Linked DNA regions of Homo sapiens: region 2 is linked to region 1. A link is a contact called in ENCODE Hi-C or POLR2A ChIA-PET data. All regions are on one chromosome and are shown on one strand. Each heading gives the region's core, a stretch centred on a gene start or an enhancer-like site at or near the end of the contact. The rest is flanking DNA. Distances are from core to core; before and after follow the strand shown. Region 1 has its middle 67 kb from the start of LRRC37A3. Region 2 has its middle 20 kb from the start of LRRC37A3.

Region 1 (5,005 bases), core at 1,926-4,425:
AGGGTCTCACTCGGTCCACCAGGCTGGAATGCAGTGGCACAATCTCGGCTCACTACAACCTCCACCTCCCAGGTTCAAGAAATTATCCTGCCTCAGACTCCCGAGTAGCTGGGATTATAGGTGCCCGCCACCATGCCTGGCTGATTTTTGTATTTTTAGTAGAGACACGGTTTTGCTATGTTGGCCAGGGTGGTCTCGAACTCCTGACCTCAGATGATCCATCCGCCTCGGCCTCCTAAAGTGCTGGGATTACAGGCGTGAGCCACTGCGCCTGGTTTCCAAAATATTACTCTTTTCCCCAGAATGGAAATACAATTATTATTCAAAATATAAGAGTAATCTTGGCCAGGCACAGTGGCTCACGCCTGTAATCCCAACACTTTGGGAGGCTGAGGCAGGTGGATCACGAGGTCAGGAGTTTGAGACCAGCTTGGCCAATGTAGTGAAACCTCGTCCCTACTAAAAATACAAAAAATTAGCTGGGCGTGGTGGTGGGCGCCTGTAACCTCAGCTACTTGGGAAGCTGAGGCGAGAGAATCGCTTGAAGCCGGGAGGTGGAGGTTGCAGTGAGCCAAGATCGTGCCACTCTACTCCAGCCTGGGCGACAGTGTGAGACTCTGTCTCAAAAAAAAAAAAGAAAAAAAGAGTAATCTTAAAAAATAAAAATATATGTTTTAAAACTTTTTATATATACATGTAAAATGTATATGCATATTATATATATGTTCAAATGTGTGAATGTATTTTTGTATTTATAAACACTTAAACTAAAATATGTAAATTTATGTATAAAACTATAAAATATGAACATGATATTATACTATGTATATATTTTGTAACCCTCATTTTCACTCACTACAAAATAAATGTATTTTATATGGTAAGTATAGATTTACCTAATTTTTTCAAGGTAAATAGTTTAAAAAATATAAAACTAGTAAATGCTCATTGCAAAAACAAATTGCTAAAAAATATCAAGAAGAAAGTAAACAGCACAAAAAGCCCTCCTTCTAAAGACAACCATTATTAACATTTTGGCAAACATCCTTTTTTTTTTTTTTTTGAGATGGAGTCTCGCTCTGTCACCCAGGCTGGAGTGCAGTGGTGAGATCTCGGCTCACTGCAACCTCCGCCTCCCTGGCTCAAGCGATTTTCCTGCCTCAGCCTCTGGAGTAGCTGGGATTACAGGCATGCACCACCACATCCAGCTAATTTTTTTTATTTTTATTTTAGTAGAGACGGAGTTTCACCATGTTGGCCAGGCTGGTCTCAAACTCCTGACCTCAAGTGATCCGCCCACCTCAGCCCCAAAAAGGTTGGGATTACAGGCGTGAGCCACCGTGCCCGGCCCAAACATCTTTTTTTACACACATATACACCCATATTTTTATATCAATAGTCTCAAATTATATATACACTGTTTTGGGACTTTTAAAAAAATTTCAGCAAGACCTTGTGGACATCCTTCCATGATAATACGCAGAGCATGAGATTATTCTTTTAAATGATTACATAATATTTTATTGTGAGAGCATAACTTTATTGAATTTATTTATAAACACTAGTGGCGAGCATCCATTTTTCAGCTTTTCACAATTAAAAACAACACTGTGATGAGCCATCCTTATATATGGATTCTTTCTGGAATAAGAAATAAATGGACTGAAAAATTAGAATGTACAATTCTAGAGGTCCCACGTTGTCAAATTATGTTCAGAAATGTGCACCGCGAAAAAGTCTAAAAGTTCAGCCAAGATTCACATGGGTCATTTCTGGGCAAAAGGACCAGGCATGATTTTGTTGTTCTTCCTATTCTTCTGTCCTCCTCAGCTTTTCTATTCTAAGTGTGTCCTTCGTTATGCTGATGCAAGTTGGCAATTTTACATTGCACAAGAATATATGGTTTTAATCCACGCAAGTGTCGCCTCTGACGATGCTCTCTTTCCAGTTCCTCCTGCACCACACTTGCTCTCATCATCTGCTACAGGGGAGGGACCTGCTAGCCCTGTGCCTAAGTTAGCACCAGCAGGAACCCACAGGTGTTCAGTGGGGAGTCGCTGACTGCCTTGGAGAAGCGTATTTGAGACAAGCTGTTAATGGCTCACGGTCCTAGGGTAACCCCCTCGGCTGGCACCTGCATTTAGGACAGCAGTGAGCCAAGCAGTTTCCAGCTTGTGGGAAAGAAGCTTTGAGGGGTCCCTAAGGGCAAGAAGGCCTTTCCTGGCTCAGTCCAATCAGATACCTGCTGTGGCTGTGCTTCTTCTGGCCACAGGTCCCTGTCTTTGTTGGTTCCCTGCACTGACCTGGCCAAAAGGAAGCTGCTTGCTTCTGGGCAGCAGCTGTCCCCTCCCCCAGAAAGTCTAAAAGGACACAGAGGACGTCTTCAGTATTTCCGTAGAGGTCACAAGCTAAGTGGGTCGCTGTCGCTGTTTTACGTTTGGTTGGTGCTGAGACACTTCCTCTTTCATTTATGTCTTATTCAGGCCACCTCCTCCATCCCCCTTGAAGACTGAAAAAGGGGAACTTGAAAGAAAAACCGAAAATTTCAGACCGAGCTATGGTGCAGGAGACCATGCTGTCATCCTGAAGCAGAGGCTGGGGACGTCACCAAGAGGATCACAGCATCCTCGAGGGTTCACTGAGGCCACTGCCCAGGCTTTCTTTTCTTTCTTTTTTTTAATAGAGATCAGAGTCTTGCTAGGTTGCCCAGGCTGATCTCAAACTCCTGAGCTCAAACAATCCTCCCACCTCAGCCTTCTAAAGTGCTGGGTTTACAGGCTTGAGTCACTATACCGGGCTGACCAGGGACTTTCTTCCTCCCCTCATTCGAACTTTCTTAGCTCCCACTCAAGTCTTCCTAAATGCTATGTGGTATTCTTAGGACTCCTAATTCCTAATTTTTCAGGAAGTGAAATGATATTCTTAAAGTAAAAACCAAAATCTGCTTTTGCTCAATTCTTTGAATTTACTGTATTTATATGCCATATATAGAGAGAGAGAGAAAGAGAGACAGAAAGAGTGCATGTAGATATACACACACAAATGTATACACACACACACACACACACACACACACATCAGATTGTGGTAGCTTTTGGAAACTCTCTAAGGCACAGAAAATAAGTTGCCTGACAAGACATCAAAGAATTGCAAAAGAGGCCACAGCCCCAAAGGCCTTACTGACTGCTTTGTGATTTGTAGCATGACTGCTGATAAGCATCTATTTGCTTCAGTAAATAGAAGTTGAATCATAACATTTGTTCCAGGAAACAGTAACTGAAGTCGCAAATCATAAATAATAAAGCATGAAAAATCTTCTTTTAACCTAATGGACTAAAAGATTTCTTGCTTTTTTCATTTCTGCTAATGGCCTCTCTCCCTTGGCACTGCCAGAGCTGGCCCATTAAAGGTGAATTGAGCCTCAGTTTGCAGGCAGGACGTGGTCCAAAAGATCATTTGTAAGTTGGTTGTTTGGATCAAAGAATGTGTTTTCTCCTAGAAACCGTTTTTCTCAGGGTGACTGGGTTCTCAGGTTCGCTCGCACAGTGCTGTTCAACTTCTACTGAAGCTGAGCTCTGGGTCTTTGAGGGCAGGTTCTCTGCAGTGCAGGAGGGAGAAATCAGGTCACCTGCTGCTCCTTTGCATAGAGACCTGGCTCTGAGCACAATTTAAGCATAAGTAGTTTTCTTTTCTACTTTCTCAACTCCCTTTTGGCGTCCAGGTCCAGGGCCGTAGTCCCTGGATTGCAGCACCCTTTCCTAAAGTGCTTTACCCACCTCTGGGCTGCTTGCCTGCTAAGGGGGGTCTGGGACCCCAAATTACCCACTATTCCTGCTTCCTGACCAATCAGACTTCCATTTCCTCAGAGCAGTTGATATCAGCTAAGGGCCAGGGGAAAAGCAAAAGGAGAAGATATGAATTCACACTAGTAGGTGAATCATGGAGAACCTCTTAACCCTCTTAATATCTTCTCATGTTAAAATGAATTAGTTGTGAGACTTGAGAGTCCTTGTGGCAGTATGGGTTAGGGATGAACACGGTGACTAAGGATTCGGAATTCACACACACATTAGTAGGACTCTTAGGCTCTTCACTGCACCTGCTTCCAGAACACTGGCAGTCAGTTAGGAAATGATCCTACTCTGGAAAAAAAATGCAATGGTCGCAGAGAAGAAACTTTCAAGTTCAGACACTGGGGAGAATCCCCTCAGTGAATAAGCTGATTATCTGCCAGATTGCCTCTGAGAATAAGCCACATTCATGCACACAGAACCCCCCACCAGTTTTTTGTGCCTCATAATGAAATCTTAACAGATAGCCAAAGATTACCAGATGTTTATGGAAAGTTCTAACATGAAACAAAAAGACCAAAACAGAGGAAACAACAGAACAAATCTTCAAAAGTAGTATAGTTACTATCTATAGAGAAATAAGAAAAGGCATTTTATCCATGAAATAGGATGTATTTTAGACTTTCAGGATGCCGTAACAAAATATGATACACTGGGTGGTTTATAAACAAAGAAATTTATTTCTCATGGTTCTAGGGACTGGAATCCAAGATCAAGGTGCTGATTTGGTGTCTGGGGAGGGCCTGCTTTCTGGTTCAGAGATAGTGTCTTCTTGCAGTGGCCTCACGTGGAGGAAGGGGTGAGCTGACTCCCTTGGGTCTCTTTTATAAAGGCACTAATACTATTCATAAGGGTTCCATTCTCATGGCCTGATCACCTCCCAAAGGTTCCCATCTACAAATACTATCACGTTGGGGGTTAGGTCTCAACATAGAAATTTGGGGGGACACAGACATTCAAACCATCGCAGGGTGCAAAATAAAATAATCATAACAAGAAAGGGATTTTGGCTATTGAAAAGCAGAATAGTTTAAAGTAAGTATTCAAAAGAAAAGATAGAAGATAATTTATAAAGTCTGGGCACAGTGGCTCACACCTATAATCCCAGCACTTTGGGAGGCCGAGATGGGTGGATCACGAGGTCAGGAGTTCAA
Region 2 (4,601 bases), core at 1,481-3,980, 46 kb after region 1:
TACCATGTACCATTCACCATGTGGGTCATTATTACTTCCTCTAAGCTAACAATTGCATTTATGAAACTATTGCTTTAGACATATTATTAAAAATCTGCTCCTTCTTTGAGCTCCATGTCACCTTGTATCAGCTTTGCTACTGCATTTAGCTTTGTCATTTACTATCTTCTTGGTTCCTCGTCATTAATTCATGGATACGCCTACTTGATAGTCTTTAAGGATGACTGCTCCAAGGTATAGCCAGCTCGCTGGCCAGCCCATCTACCCATCCACTTACCGATTCACCCATCCACCCACCCATCTACACACTGCCCACCCATCTACCCATCCACCTACCCATCTACCCAGCTAGCCATCTACACAATCACCCACCCATCTACCCATCTACCTACCCATCCACCTACCCATCTAGCTATCTACCCGTTCACCCACCTATCTACCCATCTACCTACTGATCCACCTACCCACCAACCCATCCACTCATCCACCTACCCATTTACTCATTCACCTGCCCAGGTAACCATCCACCTACCCATCCACTCATCCACCATCCACCTGCCTATCTGTCTGTCTATCTATCTATCTATCTATCTATCTATCTATCTATCTACCTAATCAGTCATTTATCTGCTGGTGCCTTAAGCGGTTATGTCTGTAGCTGCAGGAAACCATCCTCAGACTCCCTCCTGGGGACCAAGACAGCCACCGACGGAGCTCTGCCCAGGGCTGTGGACAGGCACCAAGCTTTTCTCTTGGTTAGCTCCCCCACGTCACAGTGCCTGAACCAGTGACCCCAGCTTCCCTTGTTTAGAGGAGCCAAACTCCTCTAAACAGATGAACAGCAGCAGCAAAGAGGATTGAACACCCCTCTGTCCCTCACCAGCCCTGAGTGGCTGTGACGAGCTGGGCTCGAGACTTACCAGGTGCTTGGTGAGGTCCCAGCTGTGGATGATCCTGGCCAGAATCACTGAGGCATCATCTTGGTGGCAGATGTCACAGTAATAGAGGCCAGAGAAGGCACAGAGCTTGGGTCGTACAAAGAAGCCGATCTGCTGGAAGCAGCCTGGGAGATGGGTAGAGAGTGAGTGGTATGGCCAGAGTCAGCTCCTAGTAACTTGGGAGCTTCTGTGGTGGAAAGGATCTGTTAATTTTTTTTAAAGGTAGGCACAAAGTCAAGAATAACCACCACTCATATTTCCACCACTCAGAACTCCCCCTACTAATTAATCTTTACAACAACACACTGTAAGAACTATCATTATTTTACAGCTGAAGAAATGGGTGCTCAGAGAGGTTAGGAAACCTGTCCGGTCACATAGTGATGAAGTGGTGTGGCTGGCATTCAGATCTGGGTTTGCCTGCTTCCTTGGTTTGCCTGCTTCCTGGGGAAGGCACACATGCTTGGTCTAATGCCCCCAGGCAGCCCCCGCACAGGGGCATAAGAGCTTCCGGGTGGTACACTGGAGGCAGATGGGTAGGTGACCAGGAGGGTCCCAGGTGGGTTCCATCTGCAGGGACCAGGCCTTTCAGAAGGCAGCTCTGAAGTCCTGTTTTCCATTGCTAAAGGGGCAGCGTGTTCCCACAAGTGTTATAAAACCCCATTCCAGAATGTCATCATAATCGTGCGCAGTCATTCAGGGAAGCACTTCTGGAAAAGTACTATATTGTCTCAAAACTGCCTACAGGCAGGTGAAAAATACTGTTTCACCTGTCAAATAGGAAAATATTTCCCTGAAAACTACGCTGTGCAAGTGATGATTATAGAGAACTCTTGATTCCACCTGTAGCTCCGAGCAAATCCAGCCCGATGAAGCCCCAGGTGTTTTAAATGGTCCTTCCAAAGGTCTTTACCCTCAGTAGTTGGTTTATGTAACAGCTCTGAGGGGCTTGACCAGATCTACTATTTGTTTTGTTTTGTTTTGTTTGTTTGTTTGTTTGTTTTGAGATGGAGTCTCCCTTTGTCGCCCAGGCTGGAGTGCAGTGGCGCGATCTCGGCTCACTGCAGCCTCAGCCTCCTGGGTTCAAGTGATTCTCCTATCTCAGCCTCCCGAGTAGCTGGGATTACAGGCACCCGCCACCATGCCCAGCTAATTTTTGTATTTTTATGTTGGCCAGGCTGGAGGATCTGCTATTTGTTTAATGTCCTCCAGTGCTTCCTTTTTTTTTTTTTTTTTTTTTGAGACAGAGTCTTGCTCTGTCACCCAGGCTGGAGTACAGTGGTATGATCTCAGCTCACCGCAACCTCTGACTCTTGGGCTCAAGTGCCTCGGCCTCCCCAGGAGCTGGGATTACAGACGTGCACCACCACACCCAGCTGATTATTGTATTTCCAGTAGAGATAGGGTTTTGCCATGTTGGCTGGTTCCAGAGCCTGTGTTCTGCTCCATTACCCTTGTTGCCTGTGTCTAGTGTCCCTGCTGCTGGCTCAGCAATGCCAGCCTCCTCTAGGTCCACCCGTCCACTCGGGCCCCAGAATGGAAGCAGCAGAGTAGGGGCTGTGGCGAGCAATAAGTGGCTGGGGGACAGGGGCCGCGGTCAGGGCTGGCCACGGGAAGCAGACAGGCAGCCAGCAGGGGGCAGGGCAGTCTGCACAGTGTCTGATGCCTCAGGACTGTGGAGCAAGGCTGGCTTTGGCCCCCTTGGTTGGATAGTTCTTACAGTGTAGAGGTGTCTCCACAGCGGGGGGCCAGTGGGAGCGGCCAGTGGGTGTGCCCTGGGCAAAAGGCAAAGGCCCTGACTCCCCCAGGGGCAGGCAGAAGGGTCCCTGGGCCTTGGGACCAGAGGGCGGGCTCTGCTGCTCACTAGCTGCCTCACCCTGACCTTCACCTAATTTCTTCAAGCTTCCATTTCAGTGTCTGTAAAATTCAGCTACTACCAGCTATTTTTGTGGGGTTATTACAAAGCTTAAATGAGACAAGGTTCTGCAAGTACTGTGCAAATTATGAAATACAACCCAGATGCCAGTGGTTGGTGTCTGCCACTGAGCCATGCCTGCTGGGTAGAAAGGAAACCCAAGCTCCCTTGTCTCTAAAAACAAAAACAAAAACAGAAACAAAAAATAAAAACAAAACCCCACAAGACTCCAGACCTAGTCATCAGAGTAGCTCATGAGATGAAACCAGTTTTCCAACTTTGCTTTGTAGATATCCTGGTTCTAGAACTGAATGGAGCTTGGTGAATAATCAAGAAACTACACAGTCAGGTTCTTTGCAGAATTGCTTTTTCTGAGCTGAGACATGAGGTCATGCTGCTGGCCTTCATCATAATAATGCCACCTGAAGCAGCCCCATTAAACCTCCCTGGAGGTGTTTTGCAGGGTACCTGACTTGTCCTTCTAGATCCCATGTTCACAGAGCTACACACAAGAAATTTAAGAGCGAAGGGTTAGGAAAAAGCTTTGATTCCCTCAACATCTGGGTGGGTTTTATTATTTTTTCAACAACAAAGAGACATGCACCTGATAGCCCCTCTCTTTTCACCTTACCTAGCAGGAAAGTCAGAGCTAAATTTTCTTCAGCAACCACACCTTAGCACCTGTACATCATCTGCCCCCTAATTCCTCTCCATCTTGAGTCCCATCTCTAACTTGTTTTTTGTGGTCCTGGCTTTTCAGTGAATTTGCCAGTTCACCACGTGTGTTTCTGTTGTGATCTGCCTCAAACCTTCTAGGGACTGAGGTCAGGGTAAGAGTAGTTTAAAAACAAGATAAGACGTGGACAGTGAAGGGTGTGGCATTGGGAGTACCCATCCTGGGTCTTCTCTCCCTTCCTGTGGGGGTAACCTGGTAGTCTTGCCCACTGCCCCGGTTTATTCACTGGGGATGCAGTCCAGACAGAAATGGGGCTTTGGCTCAGGGACAGGGAAGGGCACCTGGGGAGAAAGAGGTTTCCCAACCAGGCCTGTCACAGTAAGCAGCCAAGGACACGGAGCCTCCTGTCTCTCTCAGGCTGGGACGAGGGCTGCCATTCTAGGCATGAGAATTTCCTCTTCCAGAGGCCCTACTCCTCACCACCCTCCAGGGCAAGGATTATTATTAACTCAGCTCCTGGAGGGGGAACTGCAGAATCTGTGATGCTAGAAACACAGGACAGGTCCCCTGGGGCGGGGATGCAGCTTTGGCCTTGAGCCCTGAGAATGGTAGCCCCAATTCTTCCCAGGTCCTCCTACTTGGGGCTTGCCTACAGTAAGGGTCCCAGAGCACTGCCAGCAACTGCACCAATATCACCTCTCTGGCTCTGGACTCTTACCTCTATTAATACAGCCAAAAGCTGCACTCAGTGTTGGCTCATAGGGAATTAAGGGTCAAAAACCCCCAGGTCATTTCCAGGTCACTAGTTTCAGAGGGCTGGCAGGCATCACTAAGCCCCTTCCCTCCTTCTCCCCACCCCCACCACTCACCTCCAGCACGTTCTTCTTACTGGATTTGTTTTAGGGGCCCAGCAGAGAGTGGTGCTCTTCAGCTCCACTGTGTAGTCGGGGGTAGAAAACTTGGAAGGCTGCCTCTGTGGGAGAGGGAGGAAGGTCACAGGGAGCCCTCGGCTCAGATGTGTCTGCTGTGGCACTCTGACTCCAGGAATAGGATGGGCATGGCCAGGAAACAA

What was found. A loop is a pair of places that touch in the nucleus more often than their neighbours do. ChIA-PET counts read pairs that join two places held with the same protein, here RNA polymerase II (POLR2A). Pooled maps may share reads with other maps.
Region 2: a loop to region 1 is called in a pooled map, with 2.4 times the contacts of the local background. The contact joins two enhancer-like sites. A Hi-C loop is called at or near these places in 3 of 50 pooled maps. POLR2A ChIA-PET finds 5 or more read pairs at or near these places in 6 of 52 experiments (GM12878, H1, HepG2 and 3 more).

What each region holds. Positions count from the first base shown.
Region 1 is chr17:64,983,526-64,988,530 of GRCh38, reverse strand. No RefSeq gene overlaps it. Among named protein-coding and RNA genes, the nearest start is that of LRRC37A3, 67 kb to the right of the region's middle. RefSeq lists enhancers at 2,099-2,148, 2,429-2,728, 3,346-3,625. Within about 2 kb of position 3,175, at least 28 of the 41 ENCODE cell types and tissues checked have a DNase peak (open chromatin) inside an H3K27ac peak, as active enhancers do.
Region 2 is chr17:64,937,045-64,941,645 of GRCh38, reverse strand. No RefSeq gene overlaps it. Among named protein-coding and RNA genes, the nearest start is that of LRRC37A3, 20 kb to the right of the region's middle. Within about 2 kb of position 2,730, at least 2 of the 41 ENCODE cell types and tissues checked have a DNase peak (open chromatin) inside an H3K27ac peak, as active enhancers do.